2 separate regions of the Mus musculus genome follow, and region 1 is linked to region 2. A link is a loop called in an ENCODE intact Hi-C map of the cell type or tissue named here. Cell type or tissue: gastrocnemius. All regions are shown on one strand. Links, peaks and the distances in the headings refer to the core of each region. The heading gives the core; the rest is flanking DNA. Region 1 holds the start of Ifitm2 (interferon induced transmembrane protein 2). Region 2 has its middle 13 kb from the start of B4galnt4.

The links. A loop is a pair of places that touch in the nucleus more often than their neighbours do. Peaks named below come from ENCODE experiments on the same cell type or tissue, not always from the same donor. Only the 100,000 strongest peaks of a DNase experiment are listed, where the experiment ranks them.
Region 1: a loop joins it to region 2, with 6 times the contacts of the local background. A loop is called at or near these places in 38 of 42 quality-filtered maps.

Annotation. Positions count from the first base shown.
Region 1 is chr7:140,948,338-140,964,404 of GRCm38, forward strand. It overlaps Ifitm2 (interferon induced transmembrane protein 2), which reads right to left and starts at 7,624. Exons shown (of 2, transcript NM_030694.1): 1 at 7,333-7,624; 2 at 6,502-6,836. The coding sequence starts at 7,578. The coding sequence ends at 6,648. Ifitm5 (interferon induced transmembrane protein 5) reads right to left here and starts at 1,906. Exons shown (of 2, transcript NM_053088.3): 1 at 1,681-1,906; 2 at 621-1,111. The coding sequence starts at 1,872. The coding sequence ends at 899. In gastrocnemius, for the core only: a CTCF peak has its summit at 11,018 (motif pointing right); DNase peaks (open chromatin) are centred at 7,662 and 11,012; H3K4me3 peaks cover 4,505 bases; H3K27ac peaks cover 7,791 bases.
Region 2 is chr7:141,039,848-141,055,914 of GRCm38, forward strand. No RefSeq gene overlaps it. Among named protein-coding and RNA genes, the nearest start is that of B4galnt4, 13 kb to the right of the region's middle. In gastrocnemius, for the core only: CTCF peaks have their summits at 8,594 (motif pointing left) and 9,176 (motif pointing left); DNase peaks (open chromatin) are centred at 8,135 and 8,577; H3K4me3 peaks cover 1,892 bases; H3K27ac peaks cover 3,498 bases.

The DNA of each region.
Region 1 (16,067 bases), core at 4,127-12,126, 92 kb before region 2:
CTTAGGCTTGGCTCGGAACACTGTCAGTAGCTCGGAGCTCCTCAAGGTCGGCTGTTGGCTACAGGCATGGAACAGGATGCAGAACTGCCTAGAGTCTCTAAGTCGGGTAGCTAAGCAGAGACCTTCGTGGAAGCCAGGGGCATGTGACACACAGAGAGGAGAAGTGACTTGAGAACATTCACTTAGTGCCACTGCCTGTCTGCCTCTGACCATGTGTGAGTGGAAGAAAATGAGGGGAGCAGGCTGTAAATGTCTGTGTGTCTCTGTGGATCATGTTGCTGTCCGCTGTGAGTCCAGTATCCAGTCCCGCATAGGAAATGGCCCCTGTCTGCCTTCCGCACAGTCCAAGAAGACCACTGTGGCGGATGAGGAGTCAGGGCACACCCTCACATGTTCTCGGACACAGCCCATCAAACCACAGGGCAGTGGGAATCAAAGGCCTGCGTTCCCGAACTTCATCCTAAAATACTCAGGCTCCTCCACCCCAGAAGCCACAGGCCGCTAAGCAAAAGCAGTAGTCGGACAGCCAAGCTAACAGAATAAGATAACTGGGGTTGGCCAGATGAGTTGGTGCTGGGGCTCCCTACACAACTACCACCAGGAAAGGAAGAGCCCACACATTTCTGGAATCTGCCACTTTTAATCGTGAACAGAGGCTCGGCCTGGTAAGTGGGGAAAGGGACAAAGCCAAGCACTGAGGACCCTCTAGGTTATAAGTTAAGTCTGAGGGATCTGAGTGGGGCAGCATCAAATACACATCGTGGACAAGAGGGCCGCCTCTGAGGTCACGGCTGGGCAGGGATCGAGGTGCTATAGTAGGCTGTAACTCCCAGGAGCTGGTGTTGGGCACAGCTGACCTGACATGGTTGTCCTCGGTTCAGGGACAGGCTCGGAACTCTTAGTTATAGTCCTCCTCATCAAACTTGGTGCTGAAGAAAGCCGCAGAGTCTTTGGCTAACTTGGACAGGTGCAAGGCGCCAGTCACCACCAGTCCCAGGAGCAGCAATGGGGGCACCAATGTCCACATTGCAGCCAGGATGTTGTAGCACTTGGCTTTGGAGCCATACTGCCTTGCAGCCTCCAAGTTCCCAGCCATCTTCTGGTCTCGGGCCTGCAGGGCAGCACCAGAAACAAGATGTTAACATGTTCATGGTGTCTAGGGGACCCCCCCTCCCCCGGAGCAACTGTAGAGCACAGGCTAAACTCTAAATCTTGACGGAGGACTCTGGCTCAAGGAGACATATCCCTCGGCTGGACCTAGTTCCTTCACAGGCACAGTTTGGCCTCTGGCAGGGTCCTAACCATAGTCTCAGCATAAATAAAGGCTGCAGGTAGAGATTCAGTGGCCATTCTGGGTCAGCAGCACCCTCTGAGAGCCTCCTAGGGGAGAGGAGTCCTATGAGAAACCAAGAACTCAGTGCTATTCGGGAACTACAGTGGGAATTCCTCTATGGGCAACCTTTAAGGACTTTGCCCTTTGAGGGAGACTATATAGCCAGACCTTCCTTTCCTGTGAACAGTGCATACACCCCTTAACGGTCCCCAAACTTGGTGAGGTACTGTGGCTATGCCAACAGACACCCTCATATACTTTTGAACACTGCCCCCTCCTTCCCGGACTCCACATCACCTCCCCCCACACCACACTCATTCTCCCATCCCAGAAGCCTTGAAGCCAACCTTGACAGAGTGGACCAGCGCCAGGAATCCAAGGCAGCACAGATTCAGGTACATCGTGCTGAAGACAGACCAGAGCATGTGATCTCGTGGTGTAGGGCCAGGTGTTCCCATGGAGAGGGCTGTGTGGGCTGCAGCATCAGCCTTGCGGGATGATGGAGCCCGGGGGTCCTCACGGGGATATGAAGTGTCCATGGGTTCCAGCGCCGTGTCTTCCTAGCTGAGACTTGTCCTCTCTGAGCACCAAGCCTGCTTATAGCCCCTTGCTACCCTCCCTGGCTGACCAGCTCCACCCGCTATATATATCACAAATTACAGCCTCAGCCTGCCAAATAGAGTGGCCCGCCCTTGCACCCCAGCGTCCCCCGCCCCTCTCAAAAGACCCCATCAAAGGCCCCTGCGCCACATGGGCAGTGGCTGTAGACCACCCACCAGAGTCCCGCTGCTCTCTCTACTTCACAAAAGGCTGTCCCAAGAACACTGGCTGCAAACAGTTCCATGGCAGACACTAGGGCTGAGAAAACATGGGGCTGCATCAGTTTCAGGCAACAACCAGAGCTCTCAGGTGTGGCTGTCCAGCAGCCATGGGTGAACTGGGTGACCTGAGAGGGGGGCTGGAGATGAAAAGGAATGGGGTGAGAGAGAAGGATGAAGCCAAGACAAAGTTTCTGATCAAGGCTCCAAGTTTAATTTTCATCACTGTGTTTACAGAGGGAAAGCCCACAGACCCCATGCTTTGTTTCAGCTGGATTATGTTGCAGAGCTAGCTCAGTGGGCAGTCCACTCCTGTAGGAAATTGCAAATGGAGCGAGGCCACGGCTAGGCTGTAAAACCATTGTGGGTCGGTTTAGCCTACTCAAGGCTGGGGGAAGGGCACACTCAGGATCAGAGCTGCATATCCCTGCCAGAACTCAGACTCCAGGCTTTGACCATGACCCCTGCAGACATGCATAAATGGGACCTCAGATTCGTACCTGCTAGAGATAAAGGCTAAGAAGAAGACAGCAGGCAAAGAGGAATAATGAAGGAGACTGCCTCCTTCCCACTGCACACTGTAGGAGGCTCCTCCCCACTCCCTGTAACCAGCACTCTCCTGCTCCTGGGCAGGTAGATCCTCTTCAGTCTCCTTAGCTGTTAGGCCTGCCCTTCCCAGTCCTAAAAATGTGAGTGGAATCATTTCCTTGAGGGCTCAGATACTTGCATGTGCCAAGAACTCAATGCATGTCCGGCAGGAAGTCTAACTCCAGGCTCGCATGCCAAGAGCCTCCTCCGTAAAGGGGACCTCAGTGTCTTCCCAGCTCAAATCCTGAGCAAGAGCTAAATCCTTCACACCACCACTGCCCAGCCTCCCTCAGCTGCTCCTGCTCACGCCCACTCGGATCAATAAACAAGCGAGCAGTGCAGGGCCCTCGGGATGGTACGTGAACATGGAGGGAAGACCCCTGACCTGATGTAAGGAGGCTGCAGTGGGCAGGGAGGATGAAAGGGACCTAGTCAGAGCATCTGACTCCCAGATGACTTTCTCCAAGGTCCCTTGTCATTTGATCTCCTCCAGTCTGGGGACATATGGGTAATATTTGGAGCCTAGGCCTATACCTGCCACGCTAAGTGCCCATACATCAGTGCCTTGGTCTTCATCATCTGTGTAGGTGCTGTTTCTGCCCCTTCTGTTAATCTCAGAGACCTCTTTTTAAAAATATTTTTATATATATGTAGGGAGGGGCGTGTATGTACCTATGAGTGCAGATGCCCACAGAGGTAGTGTTGAATTTCTAGAGCAGCAGTTACAGGGGAGCCACCGGAAGTGGATACTAGAAATCAGCCCGGGTCCTCTTACAGAGTAGCATATGCTCATAACTGCTGAGCCATCTGCTCAGCCCTCCTTACAGAGGACAGGTCTGCCCTCTGTCCTGCCCTGGCTTCCTCGTGAGGTGAGCTAGAGAAGGCACAAGAACAAGAGCAATCTGCCATGGTGGGGCTGACACAAACTCAGACCTGGCTTCTCCCAGGACATGTGACTACTCAGACGAAAACATGACCATCCCAGACTAAGCAGATGAGCTCCGCCTAGCCTTTGCTTCATTATAATCATATCTTCATAGCCTCAGAATTATAAAATCTCTCGCTCCCATTATGCCTGAGGACAAAGGAGGGATGGGACTGTACTGGAGAAAAAAAAAAAAAAAAACCCTGACATCTCAGGGATTTCCCTCCTATTACCCCACCTTAACTCATGACTAATCAATTCATTCCCCCCCCCCAATAAAAGCTTAGCCATAGGCCAAGAACGGTGGCGCACACCTTTAATCCCAGTACCCAGAGGCAGAGCATGTGGATCTCTGTGGGTTCGTAGCCAGTGTGGTCCACATAGTTCTAGACCAGACCCCTGCCTTAAAAGAGAGGGAGAGGGAGAGAGGAAATGAGGGGGGAGGGGGAGGGAGGGAACGAGGAGGAGAGAGAGTATGAATTTTCAAAAACCCAGCAGTTGAAACTATCCAGAAGCCTCCTCCCAGCCTTTGATTACATCCCTCTATCCAAAGTGTAACTTCTTCCCAGTGCTCCTCTGGTTCCTGACGGTGCCAAGAACCTAGAACACTGAGGTCTCGGCCATGTGTCTGAGAGCTCCCAGTCTTCACTCACCAGCAGCAGATGCTCCACAGACGCAACACCCCCTGACACCTAGACCCTTACTGCATCACAGATATTACACTTACACGCCTGTCCAGTGAGACTTTGTAAAACACATCTGGTTCTAAGTGTGGCGTATCAACCTCTACTGTTACCTCCACCACCGTCCTGTTGCTATCTGACTGAGGGGAGAAGGACCCATTTTCTGGCCTCCTGCTTAGGGCAGATGGAACCACAGTGAGAGTCCGGGAGCACTGAGGTCTACTTTAAGAATACACTGTGTCTAAATTTTCTAGGCTCTAGAGCACCCCGTCTGTCTGACTTTTGGGGAATGAGAACAGGGCTGGCCCTGAGAGATGGATGGGCCTTGGCACCTTCAGAAGCAGTTGATGACACCCTGGTCCTTGTCTATCCTATGGCCCACCACTTCCTGTCCCCTGAGCATTCCACTCTTCTATGGGGCTGGTTGTATAGACGTCCAGTAGCAGGTTGGCAGGGCAGCATCCTCAGCTCTAGGTCCACTGCAGAAGCCAAATATCAAGACCCGTGACGTGGTGACAGATAGGACAGACCCCGAAGTCTCAGGGCTGAATCCCTGAACTTGAGTATCTGCTCCCTCGTGGTGGAGGAACTGCCCTGGGCCCAAGAAAGTTCCTAGGCCTCTGGGCACCCAGGGTATCAGCAGGCGAGTTCTCTTCCCAAGAGGTTCCCGCGGCTTCAGGAAGGTCTTGAGGTCAAGTTCTGTTTAATTCCTTCCTGTGGACTGTAACCCTCCGTCGAAATGCACAGCCTGTCCTAAGTCTCCCTGCTGATCCACCACCCAGTTCCCCTGGTCCCTTCCTGCCATGCGTGCATCCACGAGAATGAAAAGCATCCCTCCTCCTGGAAACTCTCACCAACTCGGAGGGAGTCAAGAATCCCAACATAATTAACATTTTCTGAAACCTGCCATTTTCGAGAGATCTCACCAGAGACTCTCTGCAAAGCCCAAGCAGTTCCTGGTTTTCCCTCATCAGTGTGGTCTCCATCCAAAGCCCTGCAGTCGCTCTATAGCCTCGGCTATGGAACGAGGAGAGAGAAGAGTTTCTTAGCACCCTGTTAAGCAATGACATTCTAAAAAGCTTCCCCAAATCCTACATAGAGTCACCCCTAAAACACTTAGCAGTGACCCCTCACAAGCCCACACTCCTACTCCTGGGTGTGCTTTATATTTTACCATGGGCACTGTTTCGAATAAGCTCCAACTTCTGCCTGCTATTTTGGGAAATTCTCTTTATGTCAAAAGCACGTTGAGATTTCTAAAAGATTAAAGGAACTCCCCAAACTGGCATGACGTAGAAATAAGCTGACCCCCTTCCCGGCAGCTGCTCTTACTTCCTCTTAAAAACCATACTTCTAATAAAAAAACAAACAAACACCACAGGCCTTCCCCTTGCTGAAGTCGCACAGGGCCTTCACCTGCACCTCTATGGTAGGGATCACTGTGCCACGCCCAGGATTTTAGATAAATTCAAATCATCATGGTGGTTAGGGAAGCAAGGACCCAAATCCTGCAGACACTGGAAGCCCAATCTGACTTTTTGGTGCCAGCCTTGGGTAAGCAGAAGTATCCTTTAGAAGGAACTCCAGGGATGCAAGGCATGTTAGCGGGGTGCCAAGGCACACACAGCCTCCCCCCTAGGAGAGGTGGAACCTAGGAGCTGTGAGGCCAGCAGAACTGTCATGTGGTCCTCCTACAAGAAACCTTCTAGAGTCCCCACCCACTCCAGGTCCCTACATAAGCCTGAGTGTGGGGAAGGAAACAGTGAGGGCAGCAAACTTCACAGCACCCAACTTTTGTGTGCGGGCCAGCTCAGGAGCTTGAAGTCATATCCAAGAGGCCACCACAAAAAGAGGACACATCTTGGCTAGGGATTTCTTTTCCCCTAAAGTAAAGGACTCCGGGTGTCTTTCACTCCTAGGCCGGAGCCTCCTTTGCCCAAAGTTCTGCACCCTTCCTGGGACCCCCGGGAGCACGGCCTCAGCGTTAGATGATCCTCGGATCCCCTCTGCCTGGATCAGGCAAAAACCCACAGGTCGGCTGCTGCCCATATCTGGAGACCAGAAGCCTGACAAGTTAACGACACTTGCTCTCCTCAGACAAAAAGGATGCAAGGTGAGCTCGGTACAGAACCAGAGAACAGTGAGTCACAGCCAGAGTTGCCACCCCGTGCACTTTATTGAATCCACTGTGGACAGATAGGTGAAGGTAACATTTGCATACGCGTAGGGTAAAGGGTCGAGGCTTGAGCCTGGGGGCGGGGCAGGGGCGGGGCAGATGTGGACCGTGGAGCACAGGGCAGCTAGAATCCAGAATGGGGTGTTCTTTGTGCAAAAGACTGAAAGACTACCACAGAGGTGGTAGAGAAAATAATGATGCAGATAATGACCATAAGGATGCTGAAGATCAGGGAGCTGATATTCAGGCACTTGGCAGTGGAGGCGTAGGCCTGGGCTCCAACCACATCGCCCACCATCTTCCTGTCCCTAGACTGAAGGAAATTAGATGTAAGGAGCCCTGGAGCTGGCCAGCTGAGAGCCAGGTGCTCTGGCTCCATTTCCCCAACTGCTCCCTGCCCACTGTCTCACTCCCTCCAGCCGGGAAACCCTCCCCTCTTTTCACACACACACAAACACAAACTATACAGTAAGCTCCAGCATTCGCTGCATACCTCACTTTCCACACAGATTAGGGCCCCAGTCTAAAGGGTGAAGGGGTGGGGAAAGTCTGGCCCCAGAATCCCCAGGCAGTTTCATCCTGTGACTATCAGAAAGTCTCCAACACCAGAGACAGACAGTGCGCGCGCGCGCGCGCGCGCACGCACGCACGCACACACACACACACACACACAAATAGGAAGGGTGCACACACACTTTCTTACAGAAAGGACCCCACACTCACACCTCGGTGCTATCTGAGTAGATGGCGCTTCAGGCTCACACACACCTTCTTACACCATTCCCTCCCACCCCCTCTAGCACACTCACCTTCACAGAGTAGGCATAGGCAACGAAGCCCAGGCAGCAGGCGTTGAAGAAGAGTGTATTGAACAGGGACCAGACCACATGGTCAGGCACCGACACCTCTCTGGGCATGTTGATCACGGTGGTCCTCACAACAGCTGAGTTGCTGGGTTCCCCCAGCTCAGTCACCCCGTACTCCTCTTTGATTGTCTCATAGCTTGGAGGAAGCCCGGCATTGGTGGACAAGAAGGCTTGAGAATTGTGGCTCATGGTACTGACTCTGGAACAATCGCCCCGTCTGGAGGATGGCTGCTGCTATCCTGGTTCTGTAGACCCGCCCTTTCTCTAGCAATTTCCTTTTCCTGTTGGTGGGTTAGTCTCCAGAGGGCCTTACTGTGGGGAATTGGCTGGATACTGAAGTGGGCGGTACTTAGGCCTTGAGTATCAAATTACTTCAGGACTAGTTGACTGTTGAGGTACCTCTGTATAAACTTCCAGGGATCTAGACTTGTCCCAGGGCTAAAACTTGTCTGAAGGTCTCCACCTCCTGCTTACAGTAGGCATACTAGAACTTCTCCCCAGATCTAGTCTCCCCAGCCCCCTGCTCTCACACCCCTGGTACATCCCTAAACCTGGCCTCACAGTGAGGGCCTCCTCTAAAAAACCCCAAGCACACACACCCCTAAACTAATCTGTTGCAGGTGGGGGCTGGGGAGATCTGCAACTCAATGTTTCTTTGGCTGTCAGTTGGGGAAGGAGGAGCCTTCCAGCACAGGGCCTGGATGCTCCTGGCTAGCTAGGGAAGGAAAATTCCAGTCACTTGGCTGCAGCCGGGGAGCTTATGGAAGGCAGATGTTTTCCTACCAGTTGCGAAACAGCCATTGCTAAAATGAAGCCTGTAGGAGTACGGCTACACAGGGAACTCCGAGTCTTTCCCGGCAGAAGCAGTGAGGGAACTGAGCGTCCTAGAAACAAGGGAAGTTCCCTGGTGGTGAAGGACACAAATCGTTTGACACTTGAACCCATTCAGTAACCTCACACCCCCACCCCCAGCACCCAAATTTCATCCCACAGGGCAGAATGGAGCAAGGAGGAGATCAGTGAGTCTAACTACAGAGCCCTTGTTCGCCTCTACTTGTACAACCATCACCATCGATCAGAGCCTCAAAAGCTGGAGCAGGTCACATGTCTGTAATCCCAGCACTTGGGAAAGGTCAGCAGGAGAATCAGTTCAAGGTCCAGCCTGGGCTACATGACAGCTTGTCTTAAATAAATGAATAAAAAGTAGTAAGTAAAAATTTTAAAAAAATGAACGAAAGGGGAACTCAACATTTCTTCTAGAAGAGGCACAATGGGTAACAGGCTCCACATTCTTGCTCATTAGCAAAATGCAGATCAAAGCCCCAGCAGCACACTGCTCATACCCATTAGGAAGCACTGTAGTTTAGAAGCAAAGAAACCACACCACTGATGCTGCAGGCTTTGCAGGCAGTGGGCAGATCGAAGCTACAACCCAGAATCCCACTTCTCGTGTGTAAGAGAATGAACACATGTCTATACGTATCCTGTATGCCTGTATCTCATGTCTACAGCAGCATTCGTAACGACAGGCAACAGACAGAGGTTAGATGTCTATCAACTGGCAAATGAAAAAGGAAAGCTCTGATATATGCTAAACCTGAATAAGCCTTATGAACAGCTCTCAGGTCAGAAGTAGGTGAGCAGCCTCCAGGGGCTAAAGGGAAAGAGGGTGGGGTAAGGTGTCTTTGTTATTGTTTGGTTTGGTGGTGGTGTGGGGGTTGTTCTTGGTTTTGTGTGTGTGTGTGTGTGTGTGTGTGTGTGTGTGTGTGTGTGTGTGTGTGTGTGTGTGTGTGTGAGAGAGATGAAAATCATTTTAGGGGAAAAGTCAGAGGTGGTAAGGTGTGGCTCTTTTTCCTAGTGAGCCCTGTGCATGTCCTCTCTGTCTCATCTCTGAGTGAATCTCACTTTTGAATGAAAGTGCCCCATAGGCTCACATGTTTGGATGCTTGGTCTCCAGTTAGGAGAACTGTTTGGGAAGGATCGGGAGGTGTAGCCTTGTTGGAGAAGGTGTGTCCCTGGGGATGGGCTTTGAGGTTTCAAAAGCTTATGTCAGGCCCAATCTCCTCTCTCTCTCTCTCTCTCTCTCTCTCTCTCTCTCTCTCTCTCTCTCTCTCTCTCTCTCTCTGTCACTCTCTGTCTGTGTCTCTCTCTCTCTCCCCCTGCTTTCCAGCTATAGCTTCAATACCATGTCTGCCTTCTTTCTGCCATGATGATCATGGGCTAACTCTCTACGACTGTAAGCAAACTTCTAATTAAATGTTTTCTTTTATGAGAGTTGCCTTGGTCATGGTGTCTTCACAGCAATAGAACAGTAACTAAGACACTGATCTTTCCCAAATCCAATCCAAATAGGCTAATTTAGCTAGGATCTCTTCCACCTTCATTAAAGAACTCAAAAGTCTCACTGTGGCATTGACCTAACCTAGAAAAGTCTCATATCTGAGCTTTAGCACCATTCATGAACTAACGAGTCTCACCCTCAGAATGCTGTTATAGCCAGGCTAACTTCCATGGCAGGACTGGATGGGGAGCTTTGCAGATTGTGTCAAGACGCTTACAGGAAAGAGTAGGGGAACGACCTACTGGTGACTCTATGGTTTGGTGTACTATAGAGATAGTACCTCTAACAGTGAAGTAATCCTATAGGAGGGATAAAACACCCCTAAGTGTAAAAGGCTATGGAGAATAACACTGATGGCTTCTGAGAACCCTGATCTCTTTAGAGCTGAAACCATGGACACGTATATTAATCTGGACATTGAGAGTCAGAAAGGCCAAGCCATTGTACATTTTATAAGACAAGCTTCTCCAGCTATTGGACAAAAACTAGATCAAGTGCCTCCAATGACATTCTGCACTTTAAGGTCTCAACTTGAAGGTCTTCCGCGGCTAAGTCTCAGAAGACAGAATCAACAAGTACCAGTGTTAGTGTTCTGGATCACACGAGGAGATTGATCAAAGAAAGAACTACAGGATGAATTTAGGCTTCTCGGGAGCCAGCTGGGGAAATTCAGACCCTTTTTGCAGAGCCTCTTTATTGTTACACAAAAAGACACCTTTAGCAAGTCGATTTCTGCACACCAAAACTTCTTATCTGATCTAGGAGTTGTTTTGAGAGAACCTTCACCTTAAACAATTCTCACCCTTGTGAGAATTACTGGTTTGCCTGGAGTGTCTGGATACCAAGTTATTGCAAAGGTTCTGAGAATCTTTCAAAGGAACCACCCCATAAACTCTCAGATAACCATCACTGACAAAAGGCTACCTCAGAGCCTAGATAGGAGAGCTCTGCTAAAATTCTGCTGCATGCCAGACTCCCAACAAACTTCAGCACTAGCTATAAGATTTATCGAACTTTTCATTCTGCTCCCTCTGCCAGATCCCAACCCTGAGGCTTCTCTACGACACTCCTGTGTATAAAGCACTAAGCTTTGCCTGCTGGGTCACACCTATAAGATTCCACACTTTCCCAGCCCGAGGCTGCAGGGCTCCCAGATGTAGCAGTTTGATCGGGACAGGACAGGACACAGGCTTTCAGGGTATGCTGAAGGGAGACTCACTGAGGTCACAGAGGCTGAAAATTAATTCCAAGTTAGCCTCTAAAAGCGGAATTCATTGTTCTGACGAGAGTTCTCCAGCTGGGGGCAGGAGTGACTTAAAATTTACACGGGCTTCCGTGTGATCTATGACCTTGCAGCAATCTAAAGAGAAAAGAATTGAGGAAAGATGCCCCCGGGGTGCTACCTTAATAGTCAACATCTTGACTCCAACCTAGTTTATACTCCAGCTTGACTATTACCAGAAGCAAGACCCATTTTAAAACAAAACCAGGAATATTCTGTCAGTTTTGGTAGGAACAATCAAAACAGTTTACCTTCCAACTCCACACACCCACAGCCACAATACACTCCTCAGGAAACCCAATGTCCTTAGATTAGGATTTATAGTCAGCCGCAAGCATCTCAAAAAAAGCTATTGTTCCCTGACTCCTCCCAATAGCTGGAGAGGCTCTGCTTATGAAAGAAACCAATTACCGGATGCTAATTAAGCAGGGGACAAAAGGCAGAGCCTAATTAAAGTAACAAGAAAGAATTTATAGGAGGTAAGAAAGTTTAAACCTTCTTAGAAAAGCTACCCAGGGATTGTCCTAACCAGGTCTGTACTATATTTTGGTACAGGGTTTTGATGTTTACTCTGGTTTAAGAGAGACTTTTCTCTATGCCTCTGTGCTGACTAGTCTTTAAGATCAATTTGAAATAAGCTAGGGTTATCTGCAAAGAAGGAAAAAAAAAATTTTTTTAAATGCTTGCATAAGATTGGCGGATGGATGAGCCTGAGAGGCGTTTTCTTGGTTGATCATTGATACGGAAAGACCCAGTTCATTGTGGTCACTGTCACCCCTGAGAAGATGGGCCTAGAGGGTATAAGATAGCAGGCTGAGCAAGCCTTGGGGAACTAGCCAGCAAGCAGCCCTCCTCCATGGCCTCCGCATCAGCTCTTGCCTTCAGCTTCCTGCCTTAAGTTCCTGTCCTGACTCCTGCAAGTGAAATAAATCCTTCCCTCACCCAATTGCTTTGGGGCATGGGTGTTTGACTGCAACAATAGAAACTCTAACTAAGACAATCTTGCCAGGCATGGTGGCACACGCCTTTAATTCCAGCACTCAGGAGGCAGAGGCAGGTGGATTTCTGAGTTTGAGGCCAGCCTGGTCTACAGAGTGAGTTCCAGGACAGCCAGGGCTACACAGAGAAACCCCGTCTTGAAACAAAACAAAACAAAACAAACACAAAGCAGATGGGTGATTGCTGGGAATTGAACTCAAGACCTCTGGAAGAGCAGTCATTGCTCTTAACCACTGAGTCATCTCTCCAGCCCCAATGTTCTTTTTGTTTTGTTTTGTTTTGTTTTGTTTTTTTGAGACAGGGTTTCTCTGTATAGCCCTGGCTGTCCTGGAACTCACTCTGTAGACCAGGCTGGCCTCGAACTCAGAAATCCACCTGCCTCTGCCTCCCAAGTGCTGGGATCAAAGGTGTGCGCCACCATGCCCCGCTTGTCTTTTACTTTGATTGCTTGTTGGAAAGTTGGATCTTATCACAATAGGTGAATGCATTTAGTAATTCCCTACAGTTTAACAATTAAGAACACCTGGAAGCCTTTCAGATTGGCTAAAATGTTCATCTGAATAAGGTTCCCTGTCTAAACCACTTCATGATGAGACATCTGGGCAATAGCTGATACATTTTTATACAATATTATGGATGATCTTGATTTCTTATACTCCCCATCTAGGGCTTTAAAAGCCAAGCAAGGGCTAGGTGTGGTGGCACACACTTTTAATCTCAGCCCTGGGGAGGCAGAAGGAGACAGATGTCTATGAGTTCAAGGCTAGCCTGCTCTACATATTGAATTCCAGGACAGCCAGGTCTACATAAAACAGGGGTTCTCAAATGCTACAACTCTTTATACAGTTTCTCATGTTGTGGTAATACCCAACCATAAAATTATTTTTATTGCTATTTCATAACAATAATTTTCCTACTTATGAATTGTAATGTAAATATCTGATGTGCAGATGGCCTTAGGAGACCCTTTGTGAAAGGTTCATTTGTCTCCCCAAGGGGTCACAACCCACAGGTTGAGAACCACTGACATAAAGAGACCCTGTCTCAAAAAAAAAATCTAAATAAATAAATAAATAAAGTCAAAATGGGGGGGGGGGTAAAAATGAACCTTGTACTGTAGTCAGTTAAGACTGTGGAGTTATACTAGGGACCTAAGAGGATGCCCTCTCAGCCTTCATTTGCCCGTGTGCCATCTGTGGTCATGGGTCAGGGGCTTGCTGACTGTGTGAGTTTCCTCCAATACAAAGAAGACCTTTCCCCCTCCAATGACTTCACAGCAGGTATATGAGCTACAGTGCGACCCCTGGGGCTCCTATGGCCTTCCTGAATGAGACCATAAGTGGCTTACCAGAGTTGCAGGGCCCCTTCACAGGGGTCCCATTGTCCCCTTGGCCCTGGTTGACCTTTTTTTTTTTTTAAAAAACATTTTTTTTTAAAAAGATTTATTTATTATATGTAAGTACACTGTAGCTGTCTTCAGACACTCCAGAAGAGGGCATCAGATCTTGTTACAGATGGTTGTGAGCCACCATGTGGTTGCTGGGATTTGAACTCCGTACCTTCGGAAGAGCAGTCGGGTGCTCTTACCCACTGAGCCATCTCACCAGCCCCCTGGTTGACCTTTAGTGGTCCATTTTTGTCCCCATATCCTAATTTGCTTTGGCCTATATGTTTTCTTGGTTGAACACCCAGAAGGATGGTTTTAGCGGTCATAAGGAGAAAGTAATAAATTTTAATTTTCATGTAACAGACAAAGCTTAGATAATAACGCAATTTTTAAAGTAAGTTCTGGTTTTGATACTATTCAATTTTACAAGTACTTCAACTTCTGACAGGCTTAGCAGAAAACACAATTATTATGTCAGCAAGAGCAAATCGATATTTTCAAGAACCCCAATTGTTTTAAGTGGAGAACAAGACTTTTTTGTTTTAGACCAGTGCACTGAGTTTTAGTCTCCGGAATTGTGAAGATCATATATATTTTTAAAAGTTTCATCATCTATAGAAAGCTTCAGATTTCAAGTTTTGTCCACGCCTTTACTTTTCTCTTTTTGGAAAGAAAAACAAAATCTGGTTATTTTGCCTTAGGACACTCTTATTTTACCATGCAGAAATCCATCTTATCATGAGACAGAGCAACATAAGCAAATTTACAATTGACTGAAAGAGTGGAATCTAATTTGCACTCACGATATGGTGTGATGTTGGAGGGAGTCGTTTTGTGCTAGGTGCCCAGGTTCATACCTAATAACCACTTGTCTCTGACTCAGTTTCTGGAACACAAGTCCCCAGCAACCCTAACTCCTGGGTCCCCACCCAGAAATGTGTCACCACGACCATCCGCTTTGTCATAAACTACGCCTAACTATTGATTTGGGCTTTTGTAACCCACTAAGGCAGATGTTCAAAGACTACTTTAAGGTCACTTTGAGGGCCTAATCTTGTCAGAGGTGAACAGTTCTTTGTTTTCTGTAACTTGTTTGTGTAGATGCCCAAGGACTTCTTGTGGTTTTTGCCTTTAAAAGCCCTTTCCTCACCAGCCTCCAGGCGACACCTCTCTGATTTGGCTGGAGACTGTGGCCCTGCCAGCCCCTTTAATGAATTTGGCTAATTACAATCTGAATTGGGTCTAAGGGTCTCCCCCAGCCCCATCACCCCTCCCCCATCTAGATTGCCATAACAATGTAAAAACCTAATTACCTTTCCACCCAGTTCAACTGCACTGGTCTTTCCTGTCGCAGGTTCTAGGCAGGCATTGCTGCAGCTGGATTTTTTTCTTTACTGTTTTTTGTTGTTTTGGTTTTTGTTTTTCAAGACAGGGTTTCTCTGTGTAGCCCTGGCTGTCCTGGAACTCCCTCTGTAGACCAGGCTGGCCTCAAACTCAGAAATCCACCTGCCTCTGCCTCCTGAGTGCTGGGATTAAGGGCATGTGCCACCAGGCCTGGCCCTCTAAGGTACTTTGATGCGTTTCCCTATTTGACCCCCCCAAGACTCTGTTACACTAAAGCAAGAAATGGCCAAATAGTTAAGTTTCCAATGACCTCAAATGGTGAACTTAGAACTTAGTGATAAAGTCGGGACAGAAAATACAGAGTGCCAAAATTTTTTAAATGTTAATTATAACTTAAATACAAAAGTCTTCTGTCTCTCCCCACCCCCCACACCCGAAGAACTGGGGTACAACAAGCAGCTTTTGCCTAGAAGGCCAAATGGGAAGAAAAGAGAAAGAGACGTTCAGTAGTGCAACACGAACAGAGCACTTGCAACTGGAAGCAGTGATGGCAGGCTGGAGCCTGTATTAGGACAGGAGAGGCATAAAGAAAATACCAGCCGGGCGTGGTGGCGCACGCCTTTAACCCCAGCACTCCGGAGGCAGAAGCAGGCAGATTTCTGAGTTTGAGGACAGCCAGGTCTACAGAGTGAGTTCCAGGACAACCAGGGTTATACAGAGAAACCCTGTCTCAAAAACAAAACAAAAAACAAAAACAAACAACCAAATAAAAATGCCACAAACTGGGTAGCAATAATCTTCATTGCCACCTCAGGAAGGGAAGCAGAGTTGTCGGGTGGAGGGATGGTTGGCATAGACAAGCCGGAAGGTGTCCAAAGGTAGAGTCATCGTGGCAGCCATAGCAGGCGAGTGTCAGAGAACCCAGCTGTGGCAGAATATTTGTTCCCACTGTGAACCCGGAGATTATGTTGTTTCCTGGAAAACTCTGTTTCAAGTTTGTGGTGTGACTCAGCCTTCACACACACACCTTTAATCCAATAGCTTTCTGCTTGAATATTATAAACAGGATTGAATAAAATCAATCATGGGTCAACAGGCATTTGTTGACCCAAACAATTGACAGGATGTGAACAGAGGGGGGAAAACAGATCAAGAGAAAGTCAGGAGGACAAATGGGAAGTAGAAGGGAGGGACATTCAGTTTGAGGGGCTGGGGGGGGGGGTTGTTTTTTGTTTGTTGTTGGTATTTTTTTGCTTGTTGTTGTTGAGATGTGAGGAAAGAGCGGGCTCTTTTGGGACATTGGCTGAGGAGGAAGGTCAGTTGGG
Region 2 (16,067 bases), core at 4,550-12,549:
GAGTTACAGACAGTTGTGAGCCTTCATATGGATTCTGGGTCCTCTGCAAGAGCAGCAAGTGCTCTTAACCACTGAGCCATCTCTTTGGCCCTTGATTTGGGGTCTTTCTTCTCTTTACTTTAAACAGGGTCTCATTTTGCAGCCCAAGCTAGCCTCTGACTCGCTATTATCCTTGCTCAACCTCCCAACTGCTAAGATGATCAGACTGAACTATAGCCCCGGCTGTCCTGCAACTCACTCTGTAGACCAGGCTGGCCTCGAACTCAGAAATCTGCCTGCCTCTGCCTCCTGAGTGCTGGGATTAAAGGCGTGCACCACCACACCTGGCTCTTTCTTCCTTCCTTCCTTCCTTCCTTCCTTCCTTCCTTCCTTCCTTCCTTCCTTCCTTCCTTTCTCTCTCTCTCTCTCTGTCTCTCTCTCTTTCTCTCTTTCTCTCTTTCTCTCTTTCTCTCTCTCTCTCTCTCTTTCTTTCTTTCTTTCTTTCTTTCTTTCTTTCTTTCTTTCTTTCTTCCTTCCTCTCTTTCTTTCCCTCTTGAGTCAGGGTCTCATGCATCCCTGAATAGCAAGGTAGCTGAGATTGGCATTTATGCTCTGATATTCCTGCCCATCTACCTCTGTATTGCTGGTATTACAGGTATTTGCTCTCACTCCTGATTTATGCAGGACTGAAGATAGAACCCAGGGTTTTGTGCCTCTTAAGCAAGCACTTTAACAGCTGAGCCACAAAAGTTTTAAATATTTTGTCCTAGTGTGTCAGTTTTCTTTGTATCCTGTTCATGGTATTTTGTCGTATAAATTTCTAGCATTTATTTATATAACCACATGCACTCCTGCGGTCTTTCTGGCTGCATCTGGCCTTTAAATGTTCCTTAGGAAAGGTATGTCCTCATATTGAGGCTAGCGATGGTCCCTGTGCTGTGGTGCCTGTGTAGTCTCAGCGCTCACGTTCAGATCCCTGATCTCTTGCATATGGTGTGAAATACAGATCTCAGGCTGTCTTTCCCCAGAGCCCTATGGCTGCTCCAGCGCCATTCACTGAAGAATCTACATTAGCTGCACACACTTGCCTCCTGTGTCTGGGTCAAGTCTGGACTTCCTATGTTCTCTCTGTCCCACGAGTGTATGTTGGTGTAGAGGGCACCCCCAGCTTTAGCTGAACTTCTTTGATGGCCTCCTCTTGCTTAGCCCTTGTGTCTTTAGCTGTGTTCCCGAGATTTTTCCATACGGGGCCAATCTGTGGGGCAGCCTGAGTTGCCTGCCTGAGCTGCCTGTCTTTCCATGGCCTTGTTCCACTTCTTAGATCCACGAGCAGATTGTGAAGATTCCAGAGAGGAATCACTGATCATCTATCTGCCCAGAGGCCCAGTGTCCAGGGCTGGCTAGACTGTGGGAGGCAATGCTGCTCCACTCTGACTCTTCCACCGGCCCTGTGGAAGAAGGGCTGGGACTCAGGGCACTTTCCTCTAAGCCTCTCATTCAAAGTCAGACAGCGCCCCCCCCCCCCCCCCCCCCCCCCCCCCCGTCCCCCGTGAGGAATGGTTCCTGGCAGCCAGATCTTCAGAGTGGAATTGAGGGAGGAATGATCTGTTCTTCTCTCACTCTGGACTGACAAGAGCCTTTCCCTTCCTGGGCCCTCTTTTCCTTCATAGACCCCAGGACCTGAGGAACTTTGGCTTCTCTCCTGAGAGATCTCCTACAAATTGTGTTTATAAGTTTAGTGACATGAAACTTATCTTTATCCAAGTAACTTTTTAACCTTTTCAAAAGAAAGTTTGTAACTATTGATCTAGCCAGAGGGTTGCAAGCCCCATCCCTCATAGACAAGAACTAAAAGTCTGTGGTCAGGGCAAGCTTGACTGTGGCAGGATACATAAAACACTGAGAAAGACTTTTAAATAAAACAAACAGAAACTCGGTTTTCCTGAATGCTAAACAAAGAGTCTCCCAGTAACGCAGGCTTCCAGGCTGCAGTTCAGGCTTGCTGCCAAGAAACCAGCTCCAGGCCAGGCCCTGCTTGTCCCAGCTCTACAGGGCAGGAAACCATCTCCTCTGTACACATACCAGTGAGTCCATCCTTCCAGGACCCGGTGCCAGGCCTGAAAATCGTGAGCCATGGCAACTACAAGTGCTAATCAGAAGCAGCAGTTTGTCTTTCCTGACCAAGCTCTGTATTGTCACATGTCTGGAATATTTCTCCATTACAACGTATTTTGGATTTGAACTTAAGAAGTGGAGTCCAGGAGCTGATGGCTCGGTGGTTAAGAGCACTGGCTGCTCTTCCAGAGGTCCTAAGTTCAATTCCTAACAACCACATGGTGGCTCACAACCATTTCTAATGGATCTGATGCCGTCTTCTGCTGTGTCTGAAGACAGCTGCAGTGTACTCACACAGGTATGGTGTAGTGGCTCAGGCTTGTAATCCTAGCAGGATGATCATGAGCTGAAGGCCATCATGAAATACATAGCAAGACTCTATCTCAAAAAAAAAAAAAAAATATATATATATATATATATATATATATATATATAGAGAGAGAGAGAGAGAGAGAGAGGGTTTCCTTGGGGTTTGGCTTACTTTAGATTTTCTTGCACAAAACTTCTCCCTGGGACATTTATGGATATCAGGCTGTGCCCTGATGTAAGGCACTCCTACTTAGTGGAAGAGTGAATTTTACACTGTGCTGTGCCCCGGGAGACTGCATTTTACAAGGCATCATTAGGCTTCATGGTGAGTGCAGACACAGGGCAACTAACTATATCTCATCTGTGCACATTCACACACTCCCAAACCTGTCCAGCGTCAGGCACAGACAGATTAAAACTTGTTCATACAAGTTAAAGACCTTTGTTGGGCTTTAAACCCGGAACTGCTAACCCTAGCCCTGTTCATATATAGGCCATTCCACTGGCCTGCTCTCAGGGGACCTAGCCATGGCTTATGTTATCACCTGCTGTCACCAGGTGTGCCAGCTGCATGCTGCAGATAAAAGGGCCGCCAGCACCTGTGCTCTTTCTCTTTCTGCTCCCACCCCACCCCCACCCCTCCTGCAGGGTGATTTCCCTCACCCCGTTCTCTGAAACCAGAGAAGCTACCTGAGAGCTGCTGCAAATAAACCTGCTTCTGCTCTCTGCTTGGGTCTCCTTGTTTTAGTTCAGGAGGTAGCTGTGGGCTAGCCTGCTCCACCCATGGCAGCGGGGTGGAGGTGGGGGCTACCCTGTTCCACTTGAATTGATTTATCTCATCAGAAGAGAAAACCTATTGGTTTTGTATGACCACCCATGACCTTATCAAAGCAGATCAGGATTACATGGGCACATTAAAACCATCCCAGGAAAGCCAGACTTGTTGGGTCACTAAACACAGCAGCCCAGCCGAGGACGTAACTCTCTTCACCCAGTTCATGTAAAATAAGGGACATGTAACACTATGGTAGCAGAAGCGCCACTAACCAGTCGCTCAGCCACCCACTGGCTGTATGAAGGAGCAGATAGACTGAAAACATCTGCCCCTGAGACTTCAGCTCAGTATAGTCCTTCTTGCTCCGTGTGTTCTTTTGAACTGCCATGATGGTCTGGACTGGTCTTGAATTTCCTGTCAGTTTACCTCAGCTCTGCATCTGGCTGCCTACAGCAGCTCTCTGCGTTCCTGAAAACCTTATCAAAGGTCTGGAGAGATATCTCGTCAGTTAAGAGTATGGATTGCTTTATCAAAGGACCCAAGTTTGATTCCCAGCGACTATTTCAGCCAGCCACAGCCACCTATAACTTCAGCTTTGGAAACATTTGACTCCTCTGGCCTCTGTAGGCACCTGTACTCACACACGTGTGTGCACACGCGCACGCATACACACACACACACACACACACACTTTAAAATCATAAATCTTTTTTAAAAATGATCTAACCAGCCATTGTTTTACCCCAACGTGCTGGAGGTAGAGGCAACTGTGCGAGTTCAAGGCCATCCTAGTCTATATAGTAAGTTCCATGACAGCCAGAGCTACTTCATGAGACTCTATCTCAAAAATCCTTAAAAAATAAAAATAAAGGAAGAAATCCCTTAGCTAACCACCATGGCGTCTGCGTCCCCTCTCTGCCTCTGCCTTCAGCAGGGCGTCTTTAAACTGTGATCTATAGTTAGTTTCATAAAGTACAACACATGAGCTAAGTTAATATTAGGAATTAAGACTATAATAAAAGCTGGGTATGATGATACACGCCTTTAATTTCAGCACTTGGGCAGCAGAGGCAGGGGGTATCTCTGAGTTAGAGGCCAGCCTACTGTACTACTGAGTTCCATGCAAGCCATGGCTACAGGGTGAGACCCTGTCTATAAATAAATAAATAAATAAATAAGATGCAAATAAACCAATACAAAGGCAAACAAGTGAACTGGAATAGAGGAACTTGTGACCATCATGGCCATACTGTCAAGAGAAATCTGAACTTCTATAAATTGTAGCCAATAAAACCAATTAACATAGTTTATGAACTTATTTTTATTCAATAAACTCTGACATAGAAAAACACAATATAACCATATTTCTTATATAATGTGCTTACTTTGGATCTTAGTCTATTTCTATTCAAGCCTGGACATATCAATTGCACATCACACAAGAGTTAATCTAATCATTAAGGTTTCATGCTGGGATTCTACTCTGCACCTGACCTGGGCAGCCTCTGGGGCTACAGTTGAGGAGCTAGAGGAGAGCATGCGACCTGGTGGGTAGACCTGCACAGGACAGGCGACTCAGCACAAGGTCAGACTAGTTACAAGAACGAGAGATGGAGGCTTGAGTGGCAGACAAGGACACATGGCTGTTGGGAGGCCTTCGGCAACTTTTGGGGAAGCTGGGAGGGTTCTACCTATCTGGAACAGTGCAAGGATAGCTGGGCACACCCTGTGGCTTCCTTAATCCCTAGGCTGGTTCCTTGCTGGATATAAGAACACTGCTAATTGTTTTCTTTTTTCTTTTTTTCTTTTTGTTTTTTTGTTTTTTGTTTTTTTGTTTTTTTGTTTTTTTGGTTTTTTGGTTTTTTTTTGGCGTAGCCCTGGCTGTCCTGGAACTCATTCTATAGCCCAGGCTGGCCTTGAACTCAGAAATCTGCCTGCCTCTACCTCCCAAGTGCCACCACTGCCCGACTGCTAATTGTTTTCTTAACTAGAGAAAAATCATAATAATGTTATCAAATTTAAACCTCATCAGGATTTTCACATTATGGAACTGTTTTGTTCTGAGGTGTTTGGGGTTGGTGGGTTTTTTGTTTGTTTGTTTTGTTTTGTAAGTAGAAGTGGGCTGGGACTCAGCTCAGTACCTTGCTCAGCGATCATCAAGGAAGCCTCCCCTTGCAGTAAATGGGAACTCGCACAGAGATCCACACTGGACAGTGTGCAGAGTGAGAGACTTTGGAGCACTCCGTCCTAACCTGGACATCTTCCTCAAACCCCTCCCCTCAGGGCTCAGGGATGTATGTGGAAGAGAAGACAGAAAGATTTAGAGCCAGAGGGGATGGATGACACCAAGGAAACAGGCAAGACCCAGGAGGTCTGACTCACGTATGAGCTCATGGAGACCGTGGTAGCATGCTCAGGGCCTGCACAGCTTCAAGCCACATGGGGTCCCAGCACTGAGAAGGCAAAGTGGACACAAACTCCCACCTTAACCAAAAGCTCTCTCCACTTGACGTCTGCTTCCAAATGAAAAGTCAATTTCCTCCCATGGAGTCTCACTGGATGGATAGATAGATAGATAGATAGATAGATAGATAGATAGATAGATAGATAGATAGATAGATAGATAAAGATAGAGATAGCACATATAACCATAGGACCCATGCTTAGCAGTAAATGGCCAACACAAAGGAACTCAATGGTAGTAGACTTTGTCTCATATTGCTTTGTTTGGGCATTTTTACCCTACTGGCTTTTTGCTTGTATAATATGATTTCTGAATTTGTGGTTTTATGGGTTTTATTTGTGTGTACATTTTGTAAAAAAAGATTTATTTATTACTATGCATAAGTACACTGTACCTGTCTTCTGACACACCAGAAGAGGGCATCAGATCTCATTACAGGTGGTTGTGAGCCACCATGTGGTTGCTGGGATTTAAACTCAGGACCTTCGGAAGAGCAGTCACTACTCTTACCTGCTGAGCCATCTCACCACGTGTGTACATTTTTTAATTGTCGTCTTTGAAGATTTGGGGGGCGTTGTTTTAATTTTTTTTAACCTGTTTGTTTTCTAAAGAGAGAGAGAAAGAATGTGGAATTGGATGGTTGGGGAAGATCTGGGAGGAATTTAGGAAGGGGAAACCATGATTAGAATATATTGTAAGAAAATTTTGTTTGTTTGTTTGTTTGTTTGTTTGTTTTTCGAGACAGGGTTTCTTTGTGTAGCTCTGGCTGTCCTGGAACTCACTTTGTAGACCAGGCTGGTCTCGAACTCAGAAATCCACCTGCCTCTGCCTCCCAAGTGCTGGGATTAAAGGCGTGTGCCACCATGCCTGGCTTAAGAAATTTCTTTTTAAAAAGAAATCCAAGAATAAATAAATAAAATAAAAGTGGAGGCCGTAGGATGGTGACCCGAAGACCTTGGGGTTGGTCTTGTGCGCTGCGTAGTGTGCAGGTTTAGATGCTCAGTTCTATCTATGATCAGGTCACAGTCTGTACATGGGCACTGTATTAACCAATGTGCTGTAAAGAATGTCCCCAACAATCTCTGATTGGGTAATAAAAGGCTAGAGCCTGTGACTGGGCAGGAGAGAGAGGAAGGTCGGACTGGAGATCGAGTAAGGAGGGTCTCAGGGTAGGGACCACGAGAGGAAGGACAGAGGATGTGGAAGAAGAATGTCACTACGACACCTCGAGGGAGGATGGACCATGAGCCTGTGGCCAAGAGAAGCTCCCACTGAGGACACACGAAGAACAGAGCAAGATTCAGTTGGCAAATAATGGGTCACTTATCTGGTTGTTAATAGCCTAGCAGGGTTATAATAATTCCAGAACCTGCGTAGCTTAGGCTTGCAGCTTGTCAATAAATTCTGATACCTCTGAGCTGTTTACTCCGGAGCTAAATGGGAGGGAGTGGGGCAGAAATCCCCAAATGCTGGAATTCAATGTGTCTATTGCCACACCCTCTTTGTGCTGTCATGACGATCATACCAAGGGCCTGGTGCATGGTAGGCAAGCCATTGAGACAAAGAACCACAAGTCTGTGAAAGCAAAAGACATAGACTCTCGATTGTGAATAGTGGTGGTAAGCTCTAAGGCTGGCACCAAGAGATAGGGGGTGACTTGTTAGTGGAAGATAAAGGCTGCTGCAAAGAGTGTGCTAACGCTAACTAGCTTTAGTTAGTTTTGTGGCCACAACAGTTTTCTGCTTCAGTGTGCGAAGGATATGGTTCCCAAGAGACACTGTGGTTTCCTGCCTGCAAGGAAAGAGGCCAGAGAGTCCTTTCTGAAGTTACAGCCCTGGAGAGGCCTAAGTCTGAAACAACTCCCATCCCAGCCCCCCTGTGGGAGCCACCACATCTCCAACTGCAAGGGCTTCCGGTCTGATATATGGACCCCACCCGACTCCAAGTTAACAGGGAGTTTGCCAGGTCCTTGGAAGGTGTCAGAAGACAAGAATCTTTGAGTGAGAGCCAAAAGATGTGGCTCCCCCCAACCCCAAGAGGAGTGAGCACCTAACTACATGTCACAGTCCTTCAAAGGGCAGGCAGAGTCTCTTAGGCCAAGGGCAGAAGTTGGGTCCGGACAAACAGAGTGGACATTCTTCCTGGGAGAAAAAGGGTGGCGCTGCCTCCTGTACTCTGGGCCCTTCTTTCTTTCTCTGTAGAGTTAGCGCTCCAGAAGCCTTCACCCCTAGACCTAGCCCTGGATCTCTCTCGACCTCTTCCCAGCTTCTATGCTGTACTCCCCACAGTCCCAGGCCTCTTTCTGCTCCTCCCCATCTTCAGGGATTTCCCCGCCCCTGCCCCCCCCCCCCCCCCCCCCCGCCGTCATCGCTTGGTTACCTACCCCCATTCTCTAAGATCTCCTTCCCTCAACCCCCATTGGCTTGGTCCCCTTCCCAACTAGCTCCACCCTGTAGGCACTGTCACTTCTCGGAAGAGAGGAGGCAGGAAGCTGGGAAGCAGCCAGTCTTCTGTCCTCCCACGTCCCTGCATACCCGGGTGCACTACAGCTCTCCAACTCCAGCTTTCACCCACCCCGCCCTTATCCAAACGGGTTTGCTCCCTGTGTGCCCCTTCCTTGCCTCCGTGTGTTCCCCACACATTCCCACGCACCCCTTCTTTGACCTACAGCGCAATTTTCAGAATGCCACGTTCTCCCATCCCCCTGCCCTCCCGCCCCACGGACCCTGTCCCTTCCTGCTGCCTGGAGACTAGGAACTTCTGCACTCGAGGATACTATAGACATAGCCTCCCGATATTGTTCACCAGGCGCCAAGCACATCAGAAAATGTGCCACCCATTCCCAACACCTCTTCAGAGCATTCTGGCTTCCTAAGCGTAGATCCTGTCCCGGGGCGAGGACCTGAGCACTTCAGGGTCCAAATAGCAGTCTACGGCGCCACCTGGTGGCCATTCTAACAACACGGAATTCATGGGCAGAGGGGCGTAGCCCAGCGGCGGGAACAGTCGGCGGGGGTGGAGGGGAGGGGCAGGTGAAATTACTCAATTTCAAGGAGGGGCTGCCCCAGTAGCTGTCCCTTTCAGTTCCACAGGACTCCAGGCCCCCGAGTTTCATCCAAATGTCCATTTTACTTCTCTTCCAAATGTCAGGCATTCCTGGTTATACTGAAGCCAAAAGCCAGGAACAGTAATTGAAAGATAGGTAGAAATGCAACATGGAGGAAGAGAAGTCAGGGTCCTGCTGGCCCTAGGGTCCGGAGCAGAGTGTAAGGAGCTTAGGGATGGAGAGGATGTAGCCACAGGCAGTTTGGGCACCCCATCCCCACCCCACCCCCGCAAACCTACTCATCTCCAGAAAAAGAGACCCACTAGTTAGGTACAAAACAGAGAAATGGGGCCAGTGGCAGGTTCTAGGCCAGAAAAGGCCCAAAGATGAGCCAAAATGCCTAAATCAAGAACTCAGAAAAACAACGCTCATACACATTATGTCAAAGCAATACAGAACCCAGACAAAAGAGCCCTCTTGTGGTCAAAGCTGAACAATTGCAACAACAAAGATAAGCAAAGGGTGTGTGTTGGAATAGCCAAAAGTATGAAATTAGTATCCCAGAGTCCAGCCCGTGTGACTAAATCAATGGATGGCAATGAGGCTCTCACAAAGAATCCTACACCGAAGCAGCGCAGGTTCCAGCTGAGGCTTTAAACCTCCACTCTTCCTGTTCCTTTCCCAGAGCTAAGCAGAGGTGACCATCCTGAAGAGGCACAACAAACACAGTGCAGTATCAACATCAGCAGTCCTGAGCCACGGAGCAGAACAGATTGACAGTGAGGACTCCAAAGGTGACCTGGGGACATTGCCCAAGCCCCCTGTCTCAGTCCCACCCTGAGGAAAATTATGGGCAGCCCTGGGTGGAGGAAAGCCCTAGTACAGACTGACCTGCCATGCTTTTAACCACCTGAGTCATCAGAGACAGGTTGTCATTGCCTGAGGAGTTGTGGTGACTCAGAGTTATGGAAGAGCCTAGACAGATATCTGGGGCAGAGGAGAACATGGGGAAATATGAAGAAACTGGGGAATATGAATAGACCCATGGACTTCGGTTAAAAATAGTGCATCAGCTTGGGAGTCAGCACGGGTGTCAGTCAGGGCATTGGCTGCACAAGCATGAAGCCCTAAAAGCCAGGCCTGTAACCTGAGCTCTGAGGGGGTGGGAGGCAAAAACTGAAGGATGGCTGGGGCTCCATGGCTAGTCAGACTAACAAACAAACAAACAAACAAAACCAAACAAACCCCAGCAGCCTCCAGGTTCACAAAGAGATCAGGAGAAAAAGACAAAAATGACAGAGAAAGACACTTGATGTCTTCCCTTGGCTCTATGTCTGAGAATGCATGCACTCATACATACCACATGCACACACATACACATCACATGCACATACATGTACCATATGCATACACCACACACAGAGTAATGCATGAATATTACAGCAACAAATACATCACAGGAAAGCAAAACTGGCTTCATACTGCGTATTATGTGTTTGGGATTTCTATACATATAATACTGTTCGTAAAATCGTTACTGTTGGGGGGTGGTCTATGTGGTTGGGGGGCTGGCTATGCTGGGGTTACAAGTGTGGACTACCCTTTGCCTTGATTCCATTGTTCTTGAAAACAGATTTATTTATTTAATCTATATGAGTACACTCTCTTCAGACACCAGAAGAGGGCGTCAGATCCCATTACAGATGGTTGTGAGCCACCATGTGGTTGCTGGGAATTGAACCCAGGTCCTTTGGAAGTGCAGTCAGTGCTCTTAACCGCTGAGCCATCTCTCCAGCCCTTGATTCCATTTTTTTTTTTAATTATTGTCTTGTTTTGTTTTATTTTTCAAGACAGGATTTCTGTATGTAACAGAACCATTGGCTGTCCTGGACTCACTCTGTAGACCAGTCTGGCCTGAAATTCAAGAGATCTGCCTGCCTCTGCCTCCTAAAGGCTGGGATTAAAGGTGTGAGACACCACAACCATCCTTTTTTTTTTTTTTGAGACAAGTTCTTACCATGTAGACTAGGCTGGCTGTACTGGCTGGTTATCAGTGTCGACTTGACACAAGTCTATCAGAGAAAAAGGAGGCTCAGTTGAGAAAAATCCCTCTGTAAGATCCAGTTGTAAGGCATTTTCTCAATTAGTGATTGATGGGGAAGGGTCCAGCCCATTGTGGGCGGTGTCACCCCTTTGCTGATGGTCCAGGGCTCTACAAGAAGTCAGCTGAGTAAACCATGGAAAGTAAGCCACGGGAAACAAGCAGTTAACCAGCATCCTTCCATGGCCTCTGCATCAGCTCCTGCCTCCAGGTTCCAGTCTTGTTTGAGTCCCTGTCCTGATTTTCTCCAGTAATGGACTATGATCTGGAAGTGTAAGCCAAATCAACCCTTTTCCTCCCAACTAGATTTTTGGTAACGGTGCTTTCATCACTTCATCACGGTAACAGAAACCCTAAGACACTGGCCTTGAACGCACAGACATCCATCTGCCTCCGCCTCCCAGGGTCTGAAATCAAAGGCATGCACCACCACACTCAGTTCTCAGTTCTAGTTTGTAAACTGCTATACAAATAAATTTTGTGTTTGTTTACCCAACCCTCCCCTGACTGGGCTCCGGGAAACATGGAAGCCCCTCCCAATTCACAGGGCTCCGAGACTGATTGACAAGGGGTTTTGGAAAGTCCTTGGAGCGCTGGTAATGCTGCCAATGAAGTGGAACTCCAGCAAGGCAGGGCCAAAGGGCCTTCACCGCTAAAGATAAGTGAGGATGATGATCACACTGGGCAGTGGTTAAAGACAAAAAGGACCAGGCCTAATGACACACACCTATAATCCTCACGCTCAGGAGGCTGAAGCGAGCAGATCCTTCCGAACCAGAGGCCATAGAGCTTGGCCAACCACGGTATCAGGGGGCGGGGAGCTAGAGGAGGTCATAGAGCTCGGCCAACCAGGGCATCAGGGGGCGGGGAGCTAGGGGGGAGGCCATAGAGCTCGGCCAACCAGGCTATCAGGGGGCGGGGAGCTAGGGAGGGAGAACCATTCACAGCTAAGAGGGTCGGGGTGAAAGTTCAGGAGGTGAAGTTATGCATGGGGACCCGCGTGTCATCCCTTAAACATAGCGAAAGCTGGTCATGGCCCCTTTCTGTCTCCAGCTCAGAGGAGGCTGCAGTGCAACTTTCTGAATCCCGGTTCATCCAACACCAGCCGCCTCCATCAACCACAATGGGATCAAAGTTGTGTACTTGAGGTGAGGTTGGCGACACATATGCCTGGTCCCGAAGATCAGTCCCTTGGGTCTGTCTCCAAAAACAGTTGGTAATGACGCTGCCAAGGTAACCAGTGACTGGAACAGTCTGAAAATGACAGTGAAACTGACCATCCAGACGGACAGGCCAGCATGGAGGTGATGCCCTCTGCCTCTGTCTTGGCCTGAGCATCAGAGTCTTCAAGGAGCCACCAAGAGACAGAAAGAAGCAGAAGAACATTACACACAGTGGAAGTGTCACTTTTGATTGTCCAGCACATGCAACACTGGTCTTAGAGAACTTTCTGAAAGTATTAAGGAGATCCTGAGTACTGCAGTCTGTAGGCTACCATGTGGATGGGCACCCTGTGACATCAATAGTAGCCTTCTGGGATGGATGCCCAGCTAGCTAACAAGCAACTAGAGAAAATATTTCAACGAAAGACAATCTGGTTATAAATAAGTAAGTAAGTAAATAAATAAATAAGCTGGGCGTGCCACGCTTACAATCGTAGCAGGCAGATCCTGGGGATCAATGGTCAGCCACTCTAGCCTTCCAGGTGAATTCCAGGCCAGTGAGAGACCCTATCTCAAAAAACAAGGTGGATGGCACCTGAGGAGTGACAGCTGAAACTGTCCTCAAGTCTTCACATAGGAACCCATACGTGCATGAGCACACACATTTACCACACACACACACAAACTCAAAATGACTGTCACAGACATCTTTGCTAGCTATTTTATAACAAGATAAAAAAGCGGCCTGCTAAAGTTGCACTTTACCCAGGCCAACTAGAGTTACATGGTAAGAGACACTGTCTCAAAATAAATAAGTAAATAAAAGGAACTGGGACAAAGTGTACTGCACAATTGTAACCTCAGGAAGGGAGGGAGAGAGAGAGGGAGGGAGGGAGAGAGGGAGGAAGGGAGAGAAAGAGGGAGGGAGGGAGAGAGGGAGGAAGGGAGAGAGGGAGGGAGACAGGGAGGGAGGGAAGGGAGGGAGGGAGGGAGGGGGGAGGGAGGGAGAGAGAGAGGGAGGGAGGGGAGAGGGAGGCAGGCAGGCTGTGAGTTCAGGGCCAGTTTGGAGAAAGAAACCTACCCCAAAATTTAATCTAGTTTCTTTCTTTTGCAGCCCTGGCTGTCCTGGAACTTGCTCTGTAGATCAGGCTGGCTTTTCTCAGATCCATCAGCCTCTGCCTCTCAAGTGCTGAGATTAAAGGCGTGTGCCGCCACCCCCTGTGCTAACCTAGTTTCTTGGAAAAGCATTCTTTTATAGACATTCAGTAAGTAGAAACTGGCTGGTCACCTTGGACATTAATAAAGCACCATAGTGTTCTGACCTTAGGGAGTAGGAACAGGCCCCAAGAAGTTCAAGATCAGAAAAGCGGGTAGACACCCCCAGAACTGCTGTCAAGGTTCTGGAGACTCACTGACCAAAGTGTGGCCACGGGCAATAACAAGTTCAGGGGATCTTCACAGCTTACATCAGAAGAGCACCGACAAAAGTGGCCTCATCTCAACCTGACGGTACCTGGTTTATCTCAAGCTATCCTGGATGGCATTGGGCATTGAGCACGTTCTGGCACAGATGACACGAGGAGCCAGTTGTAAAGCAGCATTACCCCAGGGGTTTTTGCCTGTTTATAGTTTGCCAGAAAACTTTGTAGGGGAAAAAAAAACCAGAGTTACTCAGGGCACCATGACAATTATAACCCACAATGTCTGCAGCCAGGGCGAGCATTTCTCTCTATGGATCTCTGGGCAAGCTGGATCCATAGAGAGAGAAACGAGTGTACTTCTCATGGCTCTGGGGGCCAGAAGTCTGAGATTAGAGTGCAGATATGGCCAGGTTCAGGATCACACTTCTGTCATGGCTGCTCAGAGAGTCCATATTGCTCTGTTCTTCAGAGGGTGGGAAGTTGAGCTCACTTATAAAAGACCAGGACCCCTTCATGACTACACCTGACTCTTGTTGCCTCCACCAGATACCACTTCATACCATCTTACTGGAGGTTATGATCCCAGCATATGAAGTGAGGACTCTGTTTATAGTAAGAGCCAAGTCAGACCATAACAAGAAGGAATGGCCACTCTACCTGTGTTAATCTGAGCCTGGGAAGAGGAAGTAGGAAGAACTTCCAGGGACTTTGGCTCCAAATTGGTGGATTCCTAGGAACCTGAAATCCACCCATCAAGGGGCTCATGGAGGATGGCATATTCATGAGCACTCACTCCCAGTAGGGCTGGACATTCCTGGACCCATGATGTGTTTACGGCCCATGGCCCAGGCATAAAGGAAGAACCTTGTGTGGGCTCCCCAGCCCAGAAAGAAGCTGTTAAAATACCTATACCTAGAAACTGGGAAAGTAAAAGTGTACACATGTACCCTGGGGCATGTGTTCCCATCAAAGACTTGCTGTATCTCCACATCACCCTACATTCCACCTGTTTGGCCTATGTAGAAGATAGTAGTTCCTTTTTTTTTTTAAAGATGTATTTATTTATTACATGTAAGTACAATGTAGCTGTCTTCAGATGCACTAGAAGAGGCTGTGAGATCTCATTATGGATGGTTGTGAGCCACCATGTGGTTGCTGGGATTTGAACTCAGAACCTTTAGAAGAGCAGTCAGTGCTCTTAACCCCTGAGCCATCTCTCCAGCTCCAGTAGCTCTTGGAGAATGGAAGACTGTTATCGTAAATGGGATCAGACCACAGCTCCTGCAACTGCCTTTCCTGATTGGCTCCACTGGTACAGCACACTTAGAACACTTCTGTACCCTCACCCTGCCCACAGCTCTTCCTAACACCTGTTGTAGAAGGACGAGAATGAACACATTATTTTCAACAGCTAGCTACACCTTCATGGTCCTATCTCCCAAGACCAATGCTGCCCAGAATTGTCTCCTCATCCACAGCTACCGTCACTGTCTTTCCTTCCCATCACTCTTGGTGACACAGTGGTGACCACACTTGGACAGAAAGTAGATGTTACCATCGTAATAGAATCCATGAGCTGAGGAGTGGACCACACAGAGCCTGGGACTCTCTCTCTCTCTCTCTCTCTCTCTCTGGAATCCCAGGTGTGGAGGGTTGAATGAGAATGGTTCCTATCCATTCAAATATTTGAACGTTTGATCCCTAGTTGGTGAAATTGACTGGGAAGGATTAGAAGTTTTGGCTTTGCTGAAAGAGGTGTATCACTGTGGGTGGTCTTTGAGGTTTCAAAAGCCTGTGTCGGTCCTAGTTCTCTCTGTGTGTCCAACTTTCAGATTCAGTAGCTAAGCTCTTAGCTACTGTTCTAGTGCCATGTCTTCCTGACTGCTGCCGTGCTCCTCGGTGTGATGATCACGGACTCTAACCCTCTGGGACCATGAGTCCCAATAATGCTTTCTTTTGTAAGTTACTTTGGTCATGGTGTGTCTTCATGGCAACAGAAAAGTAACCAAGACACTCGGGTCCAGTGTATACAGTCTCTTCAAGCATAAGACAGATAGCATGACTAGTACATCCCTGTTATTTAAGAGAGAGTTTTTACCTACCAGCTAAAATTCCTTCCCAGGGAGAGCTATATAATAAGTATCTGTCCTTTCTCTTAAGGTCCCAGTGGCAAACCAAGGCATGATTCCTCCAAAGCTCACTCTGGAGAACCAATGAGCGTTACTGGGCCTCCTTACAGAGCATAGATGAGAGGTTACTTACAGGAATAGAGATGTTCCTCACCCAACAGACCACACCTGAAAAGCCTTACCTTGCAGCGATAAGAGCTTCCTGTAGCAGCAGATGGATCCCCCTCCCCACCTAGTTGTCTCCAGCCTATATACACTAGCTCCTTCTCAAGATCACAGACAATTAAGGTAGAGTTGCATACAACGTATGGTAAAAAGCAGATGGGTAGTCACAGGAGGGTCTCACGATCCACTCCGCCCCTTTATAAGGAGGTGCAAATTGTCACGAAGCCCAGCAGGAATGGTCTTTTGCAAGAGGCACAGTTGAATTCACAGTTGTTTGGCTGCATTGTCAGTCACTCACGACAAGGTGCTCCCTGCAACCCATTAACTGACTAGCTCAAAGCCAAGAGAAGGCTCTGCAGGGGCTGGAGAGAGGGCTCAGCAGTTATGAGCACGGACTGCT